Regions from separate parts of the Homo sapiens genome. Here region 1 is linked to region 2. The links are chromatin loops, found by intact Hi-C in ENCODE. Cell type or tissue: PC-3. All regions are shown on one strand. Links, peaks and the distances in the headings refer to the core of each region. The heading gives the core; the rest is flanking DNA.

Region 1 (8,373 bases), core at 2,807-6,806, 280 kb before region 2:
CCTCAGCCTCCTGAGTAGCTGGGATTACAGACATGCACAACCACTCCTGGCTAATTTTTGCATTTTTAGTAGAGTCAGCGTTTTGCAATGTTGGCCTGGCTGGTTTCAAACTCCTGGCCTCAAGTGATCCACTTGCCTTGGCCTCCCAAAGTGCTGGGATTACAGGCATGAGCCACTGCGCCTGGCAGAGTTTCTTTTATTATATATAGTCAAATACATTGTATTAGTCCATTCTTGCACTGCTATAAAGAAATACCTGAGACTGAGTAATCTATAAAGAAAAGATGTTTAACTGGCTCATGGTTCTGCAAGTTATACAGAAAGCATGGCAACATCTGCTTTTGTGGAGGCCTCAGGGAACTTACAATTAGGATGTAAGGCAAAGCGGGAGCAGGTGACTTGCATGGCAGGAGCAGGAGGAAGGGGTGGTGGTGGTGGTGCTACACACCTTTAAACAATACATCATACAAGAACTCACTAGCCATCATGACACAATACCAAGGGGGAAATCCACCCCATGATCCACTCATCTCCCACCAGGCCCCACCTCCAACATTGGGGAATGCAATTTGACATGAGATTTGGGTGGGGACGCAGATCCAAACCATATCATTCCACATCTCATGTCTTTCTCACATTGCAAAATACAATCATCCCTTCTCAACACTCCTCCAAAGTCTTAACTCATTCCAGCATTAACTCAAAGTCCAAAGTCCAAAGTCTCATCTGAGACAAGGTTAGTCCCTTCCACCTATAAACCTGTAAAATAAAAAAAACAAGCTAGTTACTCCCAAGATACAATGGGGGTGTATGCATTGAGTAAATATTCCTATTCCAAAAGGGAGAAATGAGCTAAAAGAAAGGGGCTATAGGTCCTATGCAAGTCCAAAACCCAGCAGGTCAGTGATTAAATGTTAAAGATTCAAAATAATCTCCTTTGACTCTATGTCTCACATCCAGGGCACACTGGTGCAAGGGATGGGCTCCTAAGGCTTTGGGCAGCTCTAATCCTGTGGCTTTGCAGGGTTCAGCCCCTACAGCCTCTCTCACGGGCTGGTGTTGAGTACCTGTGGTTTTTCTAGGTGCATGGTGCAAGCTGCTGGTGGATCTACCATTCTGGGGTGTGGAAGATGGTGATTCTCTTCTCATAGGTCTACTAGGCAGTGCCTCAGTGGGGACTCTGTGTGGGGGCTCCAGTCCCACATTTCCCCACTGCACTTCCCTATTAGAGGCTCTCCATGAGGGTTCCACCTCTGCAGCAGGCTTCATACATCCTCTGAAATCTAGGCAGAGGCTCCTAAGCCTCAACTCTTGCATTCTGTGCACTCACAGGCTTAACACCACATGGAACCTGCCAAGGCTTACAGCTAGCACTCTTTGAAGCTATGGCTGAGCTGTCTACCTGGGTTCCTTTGAGCCATGGCTAGAGCTGGAGTGACTGGGATGCAGGGAGCAGTGTCCTGAGGCTGCATGGGGCTGTGGGGCCTTGGGCCTGGCCATAAAACCATTCTTCCCTCCTAGGTCTCTAGGCCTGTGATGGGAGGAGCTGTCACAAAGGTCTCTGAAATGCCTTTGAGACCTTCCCCCGCCCCCCCACCCCGCCGTGTCTCTGCTATTAGCATTTGGTTCCCTTTTACTTATGTAAATTTCTGCAGTCATCTTGAATTCCTCCCCCTCAAATAGGCTCTTTTTCCCACCACATGCCTAGGCTGCCAGTTTTCCAAACTTTTACACTCTGCTTCCATTTTAAATATAAGTTCCAATTTCACATCATTTCTTTGCTCATACATATAAGCATAGGTTGTTAGAAGTAGCCAGCCCACATCTTGAACACTTTGCTGCTTAGAAATTTCTTCCACCATATACTCAAAATCATCACTCTCAAGTTCAAAGTTCCATAGATCCCTAGGGCAGGGGCATGATGCAGCCAGGCTGTTTGCTAACACATAACAAAAGTTACCTTTGCTCCAGTTCCCAGGAAGTTTCTCTTTTCCATCTGAACCCTCCTTAGCCTGGCCTTCATTGTTCATATCACTACCAGAATTTTGGTCATGACCATTTAACCAGTCTCTAGGCAGTTCTAAACTTTCTCTCATTTTCCTATCTTCTTCTGAGCTCTCCACGCTCTTCCAACCTTTGCCCGTTATGCAGTTCCGAAGTTGCTTCCACATTTTCAGGTATCTTTTTAGCAATGCCTCACTCCTTAGTACTAATTCCCTGTATTAGTATGTTCTAATTTCTAAAGAAATACCTGAGACTGGGTAATTTATAAGAAAAGAGGTTTAATTGACTCATGGTTCTGCAGGCTGTACAGTAAGCGTGGTGGCATCAGCTTCTGGGGAGGCTTCAGGGAACTTACAATCGGGGCATAAGGCAAAGTAGTTAGCGGCACTTCACATGGTCAGAGCAGGAGGAAGGGAGAGATGGGAGGAGGTGCTACAAACTTTTAAACAACCAGATCTCATGAGAACTCACTCACTATCATGACACAGTCCCAAATGGGAAATCTACCTCCATGGTTCATTCACCTCCCACCAAGCCCCATCTCCAACCTTGGGGATTATAGTTCAACATGAGATTTGGGCAAAGACACAGATCCCTGTTTGTTTCTACACTAAACTGGAAAAGATACTAACAGAAGGTATCTCACTGATAACCTCTACATGTAATATCTGGTTGTTCTGTGTATAAGTAACTTTCATTTCACTAGCATAATCTTATTTTATTTATTTAGAAAAATATCAAATATCAATCCTTTTCCCTCATTGTTCCTAGATATTTGAGTTGTAGTTAGGAAAGTTTTTCCACTCCCAGATTAAAATTCACCAATGTTTTCTTCTACTTATTATATGATTTTATTTTTTATGTTTAAGTCTCCTATCTATCTGGAATTTATCCTGGTATGTGGTGTGAGGAATGGATGCAATTTTACATTAATCCTTGTCATTCTCCGGTTATCCTTTACCATTTTCTAAAACATACATTTTCCCTCACTGATTTGAGACGCCAAGTTTATCAAACTTTAAATTCTTACATGAAACTAATTCGATTTCTACATTTTCTGTTTCTTTCCACTGGTGTGTCATCAATCTCTTCATGTACCAAATCCACACAGTTTTAATTATAGAGGCTTTATAATATATTTTAATATCTGGTAATACTACCCCTTCCACACATATTTATCCTTTTTTTGGAGTTTTTATTCCTCCTAACCTTGCTTGTGTTTTTTTTTAAACATGTAAAGTTTCTAAAAGGGTTTTTCCTGCTATTATTGCTTGTCTTATAAAAGAACTTTAAAATCAGGTTAAAACCCTCATTCTTAATGAATATAGTTTCTACCAAAATAGAATTATCTTGCTTGTTAAGTTATATTTGCTAACTTATTTTCCTACACATATATTGGTACTTCTCAGTGCACTACAGGAATATTTTTAGAGCCTATGTATTGTATAATATTGGATCCCTTATTTTGAATAATTTTTAGTATTTATCTTTGCACTAAACTCAAGAAAACACTAACTGAAACAGAACGTATCTCACTAATAATGTCTACATGTAATATCTAGTTGTTCTGTGTGCAAGTAACTGTCATTTCACTAGAATGATCATATTTTATTTATTTAAAAATGTATTTCTTATTGTATATATTTAAGGTACACAACATATTTTGATACACATATAATCAGTGAAATAATTACTATAGTCAAACAAATCCATCATCTTCCATAGTTACCTTTTGTGTGTCTGTGTGTTAACAGCAGCTAAAATCTACTCTCTTAGCAAACTTTTGGTATATAATACAATATTTGTAACTGTAGTCTTCATGCTGTACATTACATCTACAGACTTATTCATCCTACATAATTGCAAATTTGTACTCTTTGACCTATTTCTCCCAATCTCCTCTCCCTTTCTGCCCCTGGTAACTACCATTTGACTCTGTTTCTATTTATTCAACTGTTTTTATTAGAAAAAGGTTCTGCATTTACATGCGATCATATAGTATTTTTCTTTTTGTGTCTGGCTTATTTCACTTAGCATAACATCCTCGGGTTCATCCATGTTGTTACAAGTGTCTCTCTGCTTGTTGGAAACCATGTCCTTTCACAGGGACAGCACGATGCTGGGTACTTAAAGGCTGCTCAGTATGTATGAATTGGCTTTTGCATGGCAAATACACATTATCTTTACATTGCTTATATTTATAGAGCGATTACTGAAAGGGAAGCCCTGTACTAAGTGCTGTGCAAGGTGTAAAGATGAATCATCACAAAGATCAAGGAGCTTACAACATAGTGAGGAAGATAAGATGTGTACCTAAATAATTACACCACAAGACCTATAACCAGAAGAGATGTACAATGCATGCCAAGCAATAAAGAGAGAAAGAGAAATTAGTTCTACCTTGGGGACCGGGCAACTAGTTAGCATGCCAACATCTTGTTTGTTTTGAGAGTTAATCAACCAGGAATGCACCCACTGAAGAATCAGGGCAGAACTATCAGTTTGTCAAACCGGTTTCCATGAAAAGAAATTAATGCGTATGTCCTTGTAAAGCACTTCTTTCCTCCCGTATTTACTTACCGTCTTGTAGATGTGCCCTGGAGAAATGAGTATTTTTGGCTGGTGAGGAGGTAATGAGTTACTTGTAAGTCCTTATTATGAAGAAGCTATTACTCCAGAATGATATTCACTGAGGGCTCCAGAATGATATTTACTCCTTGTCTGGATGCAAGGCACATCGCTGCCTGATTGGGCCTGAGAAGAGTGGGTGCACCCTAACGTCGGAGAGGGAGGGTGCAGCCTGGGTACAATTTCAAACTGAAATGTGTTTCTGGTTGCAAAGCAAAATGAGTACTAACAGACAAAGCAAAGCAGAGAAATCGGCTCTCTGGGACTGATACCTGAGCTCACCAACCAGCTAAACACTCCCTTTGTTTCCTTTTGGAGCCGCCTCACCATTCCCTTTACTGGACATCCCCAAAAGATTGTTCAGTTCTTAAATCCCTTGTGTGGTGGTAAGAGGTCTGGGAAGTTTCTGGAGGGAAGAAGTGGTTTCTGTGGGTGTGATCTGGTGGACACCCAACTGGAAGCCTCTTTGGAAACCCCGGGAAACCCCCATGGGCTCTTGCCAGGCCCTCTGCCCTCCTGTTCCCAGTCTACTGCTGACTCCACACTTAGCAACCACTCACTTCAACTCCCGAGAAGACTGGCCCTTCAGAAGAGACAGGAAAATATCTGTGAGGGGAATCCCTCAACTCCAGGTATGCCCTTGCCCCAAAAGATGAATTCCTGGTTGGTTCTCAGGCTAACAAGCAGAGGTGTGTCTTACGCTGTATTCTATAGAATGAGAATACGGCTTTATTTATAATTTTATAAATCCAGCTGTGATGGTTAATTTTATGTGACAACTTGACGGGGCCATGAGGTGTCCAGAACCCTGATACACCAGCCTTGTGATAATATTGCTTATTGTAATAAAATGTTCAATATGGCACAATTGCTGCAGATACAAATGGTAATCTAACATATTCTCTTACTATATCCTTGGGAGAAGTATAAAGGACGACTTAGCTAAAGTTTAAAAAAGTCTATGGTTGTACCTGGAAATAAAGAAGACTCATGAGTACCATATTAATTTCTACTGGCTTATCTTGCACTTTGTATCCTGAGAAACCCCCACTTTCATGCAGAAAACAGAATATTTTGCCTTCCACACCATTGTGGGGATCTGAAAGAGTTTCTAGCTGTGTTATAGGAATTTTTGGGGGCACATTAGGTAGGCCTCATTACTAAAATCTTACTAGAGTGATCGTTTGAGTTTTGTCAGTGAAATGTTACCATTCAGACAATGTAGAGGCCATGAAAAGACACCCTGGCCAGAGAGCCTGAATAAACACCTGAACAAACACCACAGCCTCCCGTGGCCCAGGGCTGCTCAGTGTATCATCCAAAGAAACTCAGTCTAGCATCCAAAAGCAATCAAAGAGCCATTCACATCTTTAATTGCATTTTTGAAAGAACTTTTATCTTCCAGTGATCCCATGATTTTACTTTGTGATTCAGTTTACAACCTGTAGAAACGTCTTTGAGGGACTCGGTTCCTCACCAGGCGATCCAGAGCTTCTCCCTTTCTTGATGGCTCCTCTTCACTTTCTGATCAGCTCTCTTCTCCAAGTCTCAGCCTCGGTGGCCCTAGTCCTCAGGGCGCCTCCCGACTGCCTTTCACCTTTCTGATCTTGTTTTTGTCTTATCCATTTACCCGATTCTGCCTCAGGGAACCTGGAAACTGGGCCAGTAATGAAAGAAGGCCATTGATAAAGTGGGGGAGAGGGAGAAACTGAAGGGACAAAAGTGTACATCTTTTTCTAGATGAAATCTTAAAAATGCTGATCTTTTATTTCCTCTCACTGTCACACTACGAGGTGGCGCCACAGGTCAGTCTGGAGTAGGAGACATGTTAGCTGTTGGCTCAGCACCCGGGGAATATTCCTTCCATCCACAGCTGCCTGCACAGGGCTTCTGGATTGCCCATTGGAAGAAAGCTGGCACATCTCTGAGGCTTTGCTAAGCTTCATCCAAACTCTTGTGTGGATGCGAATCCTTTTCAATGACTTGACGCTTGTACCCCTCATTCCACACACAGATGGTGTTGGGTCTTGATGACCAGAGTGCTGGGATAGAAGGGAAAGAAAAGTCTCTGTGCTGGTGCTGAGTTGGACCTGCATTACACACACTACTGGCTCATTTTATCTTCTAGAATAACCCTGTGGGATGGGCAGAGCAAGCATGAATATTACTATTCTCATTTTCTAGCCCATCAGACCTGGCATTTCTGTTAAATGTTAGTGAGTGCTTCAGAGCAGTAGGGAGAGTTGCTCAGGCTAATTGTAATTATATTAACTTACCTTAAGCATCCTAGGTATTCTTCCCTTTTTTATGTTAAAAAAAAGTCCACTTTAAGGTATGAAATAAACATGTTGTTTTTTTCCACTGGAAATCATGCACCACATCTTTTACAAAGAAAAACATTGAATTTATAAGCATACTTATACTGTAATCATTTTCTGTGATTACTTTTCATTTTTATGCTAATATAACTAGAATTTATGTATTGCATTATTTTTTCATAGTGCATCTATCCTGATAAATACAGAAAAAGGAAAAAGCACCCAAAAACATCTCCTGAGAAAGACCATAAATATACCTTTTATCATCCTTAATAGCAAAGCATTTTATTCTGTCTTCTTTCTCTCTCTGCCTCTCTCTCTGACTTCATCAGAAACAATCTATAATATTTATGGGCATTGCATAGATTTAGAAATAGATTTATTTATAGGATCAAAGTAGATATCGACCCTAGTTCACCAAAAACAAGGTCATTCTTCAGTTCCTGTGAATCTCCCAAGTCTGCATCCTCTTCAATTACATGGCCTGACCCTTCCTTGGTCTGTGGGATTTTTGGAGGACCATTATGCTGATTACAAAGCTACTTCTCAGTGAACTGATTGCACTGAATGGCACAAATTACCTTTGGGCAACCAACAGGTGTATCAGCGGCGCGCATTCAAATGCATGACCCTTGAAGCCTGAAGAATATATCTGAGGTGAAATAAAAGGGAGGGCTGGCCATAATGGCTCAGATGTCCATATTATGGACACCAGCCAAATAAAGTGGGTCTGTAGATACCCCCTCGTCTTCTGGGGGGCTGGGGGCTGGAGGACAAACTGAAGGCAGGTCTGTGTCACATGGAGGAGGTGGGATTAAACCCACAGTTGCTCAGCATTATTGTTTTTTCCACTTGAAATCTTTATTTTAATAATCATGTTTGAATTTCTTCTGACCACGAAAAACAAGTTGAGTTGAAATCTGTGGCAGCATCTTGTTTTCTTGCTAGAGGCGAGCAGGAAACCTCCTGTTCTAGGTACAGATATGAAGAACTCCAGAAACTTAGTTTTCCTTCACTTTTCTTTTTTAAGAGGGAATTGGAAGTAGATGTAATAGAGAAAAGCTTAAGCATGATGAAGATTTTCTTTTTTCTTTTCTTTTCTTTTTTTTTGAAACAGAGTCTTGCTTTGTCACCTAGGCTAGAGTGCACAGGCACGATCTCTGGTCACTGCAACCTCTGCCTCCTGGGTTCAAGCGATTCTCCTGGTTCAGCCTACTGAGTAGCTGGGATTACAGACATGCAGCACCACCTCTAGCTAATTTTTGTATTTTTAGTAGAGACAGGGTTTCACCACATTTGCTAGGCTAGCCTTGAACTCCTAACCTTGGGTGATACACCCGCCTTGGCCTCCCAAAGTGTTGGGATTACAGGCATGAGCCACTGCACCCAACCCAGGCACTGTGCCTAGCCAAGATTTCTGAAA
Region 2 (8,373 bases), core at 1,509-5,508:
TCTAAAGCAACAGGAACTTTTTCTCTCATAGTTCTGGAGGCCGGAAGTCTGAAATCAAAGTATCAGCACGGCCATGTTCCCCCTAAAGGATCTAAGGAAGAATCCTTCTTTGTCTGTTACAAGGAGGCTCCAGGCACTCCTTGGCTTATGGGTGCTTAACGCCAATCTCTGCCTCTGTCTTCACATGGTCTTCTCTCTGTGTCTCTGTGCTCTATCCTCTTCTTAAAACATCACCAGTCATTGGATTTAGGGCCCACCCTACTCCACAGTGATTTCTTCTTGATCCTTAAGTAATTACTTCTGCAAAGGCCCAAATAAGGTCAAATTCTGAGTTGCCAGGTGAACATGAATCTTGGCAGACACCATCAACCCACAAGAGCTGATTAAAGGGGTTAATGAGAAGGTGCAGTTGAAGTGCCACACATATTACCTGCACATTAGGGGTTTTTAATAAATAAAGGGAGTGGCTTTTGTTTTGTTATTATTGCTGCTGCAGGGATCATGATTGTTTTTCCAGGGAATGGAAGGAAAAGGTTGGATTTGGGAGTGGAAAGGCAGGCCTGAGGAGTAGATGAGGAGGGAGCAGCATAAAGACCCAGCGGAGAGAAAGGAGGAGCCTGAGAGAGGGGGGGAAGAAAGGGCTAAGGGGACAGTCCTTGCCTGGGCTTGCCCGGCTCCTGTGCCCTCAGATGCCAAGGCCTGGATAAGCAAGCAGGGTTGGTCAGGAAACCTGGACACCTCACCCTGGCGCAGTCTGGCACAGTCTGGTCCTGTCCCCATAGGGTGGTCCCACTTCCCTAAGAGAAAAGAAATAGGAATATGCAGAAAGAAACTATGTGTAAGTTTCCAATTCTTCCTCTCTGTCTATAGATATTTCAGAGTTTTTCTTGAGGGAGTGGGAGAAGAGTAGATTCTAGAAGGAACACTCTCAGAATGCTAGACCTTCTTGCTGAAAAGCAATAAATCTCAGTGCTGAGCCTGCACAGAAACTCCTAGGCTTTCAGAAGATTCCCGAGCCCTGGAAGTCAATCAAGCATAACAAAAATTGTAAAAGCAGCTGGAAACGCTGGGCCTCTCCTTCCCAAGGCCAGGATGACAGGCATCCTGGATGTGCTAAAATTTAGTCAGTCAACATAATTCTGAATACACCAAAATTCTACCCTGATGTTGTAAATTGCACACTGCCAAGCATCATGGCTAATAGCTTTTGAAAATTTTTTATTTTTTGATTTCAGTAGGTTTGGGGGGAACAGGGAGTATTTGGTTCCATGAATAAATTCTTTAGTGGTGATTTCTGAGCTTTTGGTGCACCCATCACCCCAGCAGTGTACACTGTATCCAGTGTGTAGTCTTTTATTCTTCACCATCCCTCATCCTTTCCCCAGAGTCCCCGAAGTCCAAGGTATCATTCTTATGCCTTTGAGTCCTCATAGCTTAGCTCCCACATATGAGTGAGAACATAACGATGTTTGGTTTTCCATTCCTGAGTTACTTCACTTAGAATATTAGTCTCCAGTTCCATCCAGGTTGCTGCAAATGCCATTATTTCATTCCTTTTTATGGCTGAGTAGTATTCCATCATATATATATGTGTTGATATTTACTCGTTGATATATATGTGTGTGTGTATATATATATATATGTACATATATATATATCAACGAGTACATAAAGACACTCTGGTATATACCAGAGTGTCTTTATGTACTCGTTGATTGATGGGCACTTGGGCTGGTTCCATATTTTGCAATTGCAAATTGTACTGCTGTAAACGTGTGTGCAAGTATCTTTTTATATAATGACTTATTTTCCTCTGGGTAGATACCTAGTAGTGGGATTGCTGAATTAAACGGTAGATCCACTTTTAGTTCTTCACAGAATCTCCACACTGTTTTCCATGGTGGTTGTACTAGTTTACAATCCCACCAACAGTGTAAAACTGTTCCCTTTTCACCACATCCATGCTAACATCTATTATTTTTTAATTATGGCCATTCTTGCAGAAGTAAAGTGGTATCACATTGTAGTTTCAATTTACATTTCCCTGATAATTAGTGATGTTGAGCATTTTTCCATATGCTTGCCAGCCATTTGTGTATCTTCTTTTGAGAATTGTCTATTTATGTCTTTATCCCACTTTTTGATGGGATTGTTTGGCTTTTTACTTGCTGATTTGTTTGAATTATTTGTAGATTCTGGATACTAGTCCTTTGTCAGATATATAGATTGTGAGTATTTTCTCCCACTCTGTGGGTTGTCTGTGAACTCTGCTGATTATTTATTTTGCTGTGCGGAAGGCTTTTTGCTTAATTAAGTTCCACTTATCTTTGTTTTTGTTACATTTGCTTTTGGGCTCTTGGTTGTGAAGTCTTTGTCTAAGCCAAAGTCTACGAGGGGTTAATAGTTTTAATATAAGTGTGGGACATGTTTATGTCACTGGAAAAGATGGAAGGGCAAGAATTGAGTCATGACTAAAATTATTGAGCACAAAGATTCCCTTTAAGACTGACTTCTTTTCTCCAGTCCTATTGGCCTCTCAGCCAGGTGTTAATTTTTTTTTTTTTTTTGGTACCATGAGCCCTTTTGCCAGTCTGGGGAAATCCATGGGCTCCTTCTCAAAATAATGTCTTAAACTTAATAAAACTAAATACATAAGATTACAAGGCAAACCAATGATATCAAAAGACAGTTATTAAAATATCAACAACAAAAACAAATTTGTGATATAATTCTGTATGTGCTTTTTTATTAATACATTAAATGACAAGATCCAGCAGTAGTCCTATAGCTACTGTAATTTTGAAGTCATGAGATGTAAATGGTATTTCAAGATATCTGCAACAACCGTAGTGGAATCTGTAAATATCTGTAATTTGTTGCCTATATTCATAATTGAAGAAAATGCTAAATTTCAGTTGGAGCTTAGTGAAAATAAACATATAGCGTTTTTCCCATCCAAGTTCACAGAATTTTATCCATGGAGATTTGTGCGCACCAAATTTAGAACCCCTGCTCTAAGCAAACTTTTCAAAGGCATCCAATTTTTGATGGGGCTCTACCAGCTAGCCTGAGCACCAACAGATTTATGTTTGCAAAGGACGCCCCCTGCAGGCCAAAAGGCTTGGGCTATTCACCCGAAAATTCATTTAATTTGCCGTGTTAGAAAACAATAGGTCAGGCAATTAATTCACTGACTCACATCAAGAAATGGAGAAAGGAAGACTACTTGTCAGCGAGGCCCAGGGGCATCTAATCAGCATAGATTTAAAAGCCCCTTTTGGCTTAACGGGAAAGTGCTGATGACTTGTGCTGTTGGTTATTAGCACAGGAGAACAAGATTGCTAACCCGGCAGGCTATTGCTAAGGGGGCTGCTTCCCCTGCTTCTGGTCAACAGCAGGGCGGCTCCGCAGATTGCTGAAAGGTTAGATTTCCCAATGCGCTGTCTGACCAAGGTCTTTAGGATCTGCTTTCAGTGCTTGGAGCTTGGAGCCAAGAGGAAAGGAAGGAGAGAGGAAATGAATTCAGAACTTACTATGTGCCAGAAACCTGCTATTTTCGCTTAGGCTATTGCACTGAGTTCCTAAAGCAACTCTACATGGAATTTATTATTATTGTTACTACTATTTACAGAGGTAACTGAGGCTCAGAGAGGAAAGTCGTCACTTGCCCATGGTCACTCTGAGCAAACAACTGTGTGGGTTTGAGTGGGTAGGGAGCCCATTTGCTGTCCAGTCTCTGCCACCAGGGACACGGCAGTGAGAATCCCACAGCACTGCCCACTCCTGTTAGCATAGAGTTCTGGAGCCTGGTTTGAATTCCGGACTTCCCCACTTACTAACGGTGTGAACTTAAGCAAGTAATCATGTGCCTCAGTTTCCCAATCTGTAAAATGAGGATAATAGTAAAGACTAAATGTTTACTATTATTTTACTAAAGTTACTATTACTTTATTAAATAGTAAATACTAAATGTTAAGCCTGTAGAACAGTGCTCAATACCTGTAGGCATTCAACAAATGATAGCTATTACTACTCTAAGACAATGTTGTCTCCTGACAACCATAGCAGCTACACAGCAGCTAACAGCCTAAACCAGTACCTCTCAACCACATGCAATTTTGTCTCCTAGGGAACTTTGACAGTATCTGGAGACATTTTGGTTGTCACCACCAAAAATGCATCTAATGAATAGAGGCCAGAGATATTGTAAAACATCCTAGAATGCACAGCATAGCCTCCCCACAGTGAAGGTTTGTGTGGTCCCAAATGTCAGTAATCCAAGACAGAGAAAGCCTGCCCAAAACTGAACACCAGTGAAGTAGAGACTATTTTGCCAGACATAAGGAGGTGCTAAATTGAAACTCTAATTGAGGAGAAGGTGCAGACAATAAAAAATAAAAAATGAACTATTAGATGATAATAAATGCTGTAGTAAAATAAAACAGGGTGGCAGGAGAGAGTAATGGATGTGGTTGCTTTGGATGGAATGGTCAGGAAAGCCTTCTTAGAGGAGGTGGCATTTAAACTATAACCTGACTGTCAGAAAGTGATCAGCCATTGAAGATCTGAGCAAAGAGCACAGCTGGCAGAGGGAGCAGTTCCTGCAAAAGTGTCAGGGGAAGGGCAACTTTGATATGACTGAGGAACAGAAAGAATAGGAAATTAGAGTAGTGGGAGGGAGGGAGAGAGTCAAATAAAATTCCAATAAGGCCCCAAAGAATGGCTTCCTTTGGACGAGGCTACTTCTTGGTGTATTCCCTCAGGAAAAAAAAATGTCTCAAAGTAATTGACTATAACTAAAATATGTGATTTTTTAAATGTGGTATAATTTTACATTGGTTTTAAAGTTGTTTACTTTTTGTTTCTGTTTTGCTTTAAGGAGTAATAACAAGAAGTCTCTTTCCCAGCACTGAGTTAGTTAATATGGTCAATTATTGATTTGCTTACTTCTGGTTTGAGATAAAACCACATTATGTCTTTCTTTTCTCTGCAGTATAGGGGATTATTCAGATGTGGTATCATAAGAAAGGAGACAGAGCAGTTTCATTTTGCACTGTTGAAGCATTTCAGCTGCCCTGAGTCAGATGTAAGACTGCAATGCACATTTTGAAAACCAGTAATGCCAGGATGGGGGTGGTGGGAAGGGCAGGCAGGGTGTTCTCTTAAACCCATGAACTTTGTCCATAGCCACTCTGCACTTAAAAAGTCAGAAGCTAGGGGATGAGTCATAAAAGGAAATCACCATCTAATTCTTGCACTGGTCTTGGTGAATTTCTTTACATGAAGGTAAAAAGTACCACAGGATTCTTTGCCTACATCTCATCTAAGGTATTACTAGTGAGAGAGTAGAATAATAGTCACAGGATAACCATGACTACATCTCACATAAAAGTGAGCCAGAGTTGCAATTTACTAAGCAAGTAAATTTTGATAGAATGTCCAATAAACTGATAGGTTTATAATAGGGAAGGAAGCGGGGAGGAGGTTACTTTTGAAGATGGGATAAACTGTATCCAGGGTCCTCTAGACAGGAACCTGTATGTGGTATAAACAACACGATGTGAGGGTCAGAGATCTGGACCTATCATTTGGAGCAACCCTTCAATGGCTCTAAAATCAAAAAGTTTTCTCTGGGTGCTCTACTTCATTTAAGTTTTTTAAATTACCCGGGAACAGACACATAGAGCAGTGAAACAGAATAGAGAACCCAGAGGTACGTCCACACATCTACAGTGAACTCATTTTTTGACAAAGGTGCCACGAACATACATTGAAGAAATGATAATTTCTTCAATAAATGGTGCTGGGAAAGGAGATACCCATATGCAAAAGAGTGAAACCAGACCCCTATCTCTTGCCACATACAAAAATCAAATCAAAATCAACTAAAGACTTAAACCCAAGACCTCAAACTATGAAACTACTACAATAAAACATTGGGGAAGCTCTCCAGGATATTGGTCTGGGCAATGATTTCTTATGTAATACCCCACAAGCACAGACAACCAAAGCAAACATGGACAAATGGGATCATTTCAAGTTAAATAACTTTTGCACAGCAAAGGATACAATCAACAAAGCAAAGAACAACCCACAGAATGGGAGAAAATGTCTGCAAACTACCTATCTAACAAGGAATTAATAACCAGAATATATTATATAAGGAGCCCAAACAACTCTGTAGGAAAAAAAAAAAACTAATAATCTGATTAAAAATGGGCAAAAGACCTGAATAGACATTTCTCAAAAGAAGACACACAAATGGCCAACAGGCATATGAAAAGGTGCTCAACATCATTAATCATCAGAGAAATGCAAATCAAAACTACAATTAGATACCATCTCACCCCAGTTAAAATGGCGTTTATCCAAAAGTCAGGCAATAACAAATGCTAGCAAGGATGTGGAGAAAAGAGAAGCCTTATACACTGTTGGTGGGACTGTATATTAGTACAACCACTATGGAGAACAGTTTGGAAGTTTTTCAAAAAACTAAAAATCCTACCATAGGATCCAGCAATCCCACCCATAGGTATATACCCAAAAGAAAGGAAATCAGTATATCAAAGAGATATCTACCCTTCCATATTTATTGCAGCAGTATTCACAATAGCCAAGATTTGGAAGCAACCTGTATCCACCAGCAGATGAACAGATAAAGAAAATATGGTACATATATACAATGGAGTACTATTCAGCCATAAAAAAGAATGAGATCCTGTCATTGGTAACAAGATGGATGGAACTAGAGGTCATTATGTTAAGTGAAATAAGCCAGGCACAGAGAAGTAAGTTTTGCATGTTCTCACTTATTTGTGGGAGCTAAAAATTAAAATAATTGAACTCATGGAGATAGAGAGTAGAAGGATGGTTACCAGAGTCTATGAAGGCAGAGATAGGAAAGTGGGGATGTGATAGGAAAGTGGGGATGGTTGGTGGGCACAAAAAAAATAGTTAGAAAGAATGAATAAGATCTAGTATTTGCTAGCACAACAAAATGACTAAAGTAAAAAATAATTTAATTGTACATTTTGAAAACACTAAAGGAGTATAATTGGATTATTTGTAACACAAAGGATAAATGCTTGAGATGATTGATACCTCATTTACCCTGATGTGATTATTATGCATTGCATGCCTGTGTCAAAATGTCTCATGTAATCCATATATTCACCTGCTATGTACCCACAAAAATTAAAAATAAATTAAAAACTTTATGTAAGAATTAGCTTAGCAAGGCCAGGCATGTTGGCTCACACCTGTAATCCCAGCATTTTGGGAGGCCAAGGTGGGTGAATTGCTTCAGTCCAGGAGTTACAGATTAGCCTGGGCAAAATGGTGAAATCCCATCTCTACAAAACAAAACAAAACAAAATGCAAACAATTAGCCAGGTGTGGTGGTGTGTGCCTGTAGTCCCAGCTACTCAGGAGGCTGAGGTGGGAGGATCACCTGAGCCTGGGAGATCACCTGAGCCTTGGTGAGCTGTGATTGCACCACTGTACTCCAGCCTCGGTGACAGAGTGAGACCCTATCTCAAAGAAAGAAAAAATAGCTAGGCAATATTTAGGGCTATTTCCAGACCGCAGTTAGAAGCCACCATGGTCTGTCAGTGAAGCTGGGGAAAGCAAGTCTGTCAGCTATTTGGCAGGGTCTGTGTGGCTTCATGACTCAAGTAACCCAATTAGGGCAAATTGCTAGAAGCCTATAGCCAATATTCATTCTCCCCCTCCTCCTCAGTTTTAGGACCTCTAGTTTTATTTGAGGCAACAAAATGTACCCAGCTAAACAACTATATTTCTCAGCCTCACCTTCCCAATTACATGTGACCATATGACTAATTCCTGGCTGATGAAATTAAGTGGAAATGTTTTTTGTGCCTTCTGGGAAAGCATCTTAAAAGACAGCTGATGTATATACCCCTTGCCTGTTCTTTTCTTTCCTCCGTTCTGCTCCATGGAATATGGATATGAGAGCTGGAGCTCTACAAGCCATTTTTTAATATAAGGACACATATCATGCCCTAAAGAAGATAGTTGTGACTAGAAGGAGCCTAGATCTCTGAGGACTCTGTGGAGTTGGCATACAAGCCCCAAAGCATCATATCTCTGAATCTCTATTAGTGTAAGAGGAAACAACTACTTCTATATTATTTAAGCCATAATATTTAAAAGTTTTTGTTTCGTGCAGTTATTTAATAGAAGTAATCCTAAACAGTATGCCAATCATTTGCATAATCTGCCCACATTGTGAAATTAAAATGGCCAATATCAAGTACTCTTACAAGGTCTTATGTAAGTTTCTTAAAATTTGAGATAATGAACAATTTATAATAATATTGACATAACCAATTTTGTTGTTATTGTTGTTTTAGA

The links. Hi-C counts contacts between places; a loop is a spot of excess contacts. Peaks named below come from ENCODE experiments on the same cell type or tissue, not always from the same donor. Only the 100,000 strongest peaks of a DNase experiment are listed, where the experiment ranks them.
Region 1: a loop joins it to region 2, with 7 times the contacts of the local background. A loop is called at or near these places in 4 of 110 quality-filtered maps.

Annotation. Positions count from the first base shown.
Region 1 is chr2:200,255,826-200,264,198 of GRCh38, reverse strand. No RefSeq gene overlaps it. Among named protein-coding and RNA genes, the nearest start is that of SPATS2L, 47 kb to the left of the region's middle. In PC-3, for the core only: no CTCF peak of the experiment used is centred there; a DNase peak (open chromatin) is centred at 4,508; H3K4me3 peaks cover 1,621 bases; H3K27ac peaks cover 2,731 bases.
Region 2 is chr2:199,974,963-199,983,335 of GRCh38, reverse strand. All of the region lies in intron 2 of LOC124906112 (a long non-coding RNA gene), which reads left to right. Among named protein-coding and RNA genes, the nearest start is that of MAIP1, 24 kb to the right of the region's middle. RefSeq lists a silencer at 3,119-3,178 and an enhancer at 2,944-3,474. In PC-3, for the core only: CTCF peaks have their summits at 2,909 and 3,108 (motif pointing left); DNase peaks (open chromatin) are centred at 3,105 and 5,165; H3K4me3 peaks cover 642 bases; H3K27ac peaks cover 1,258 bases.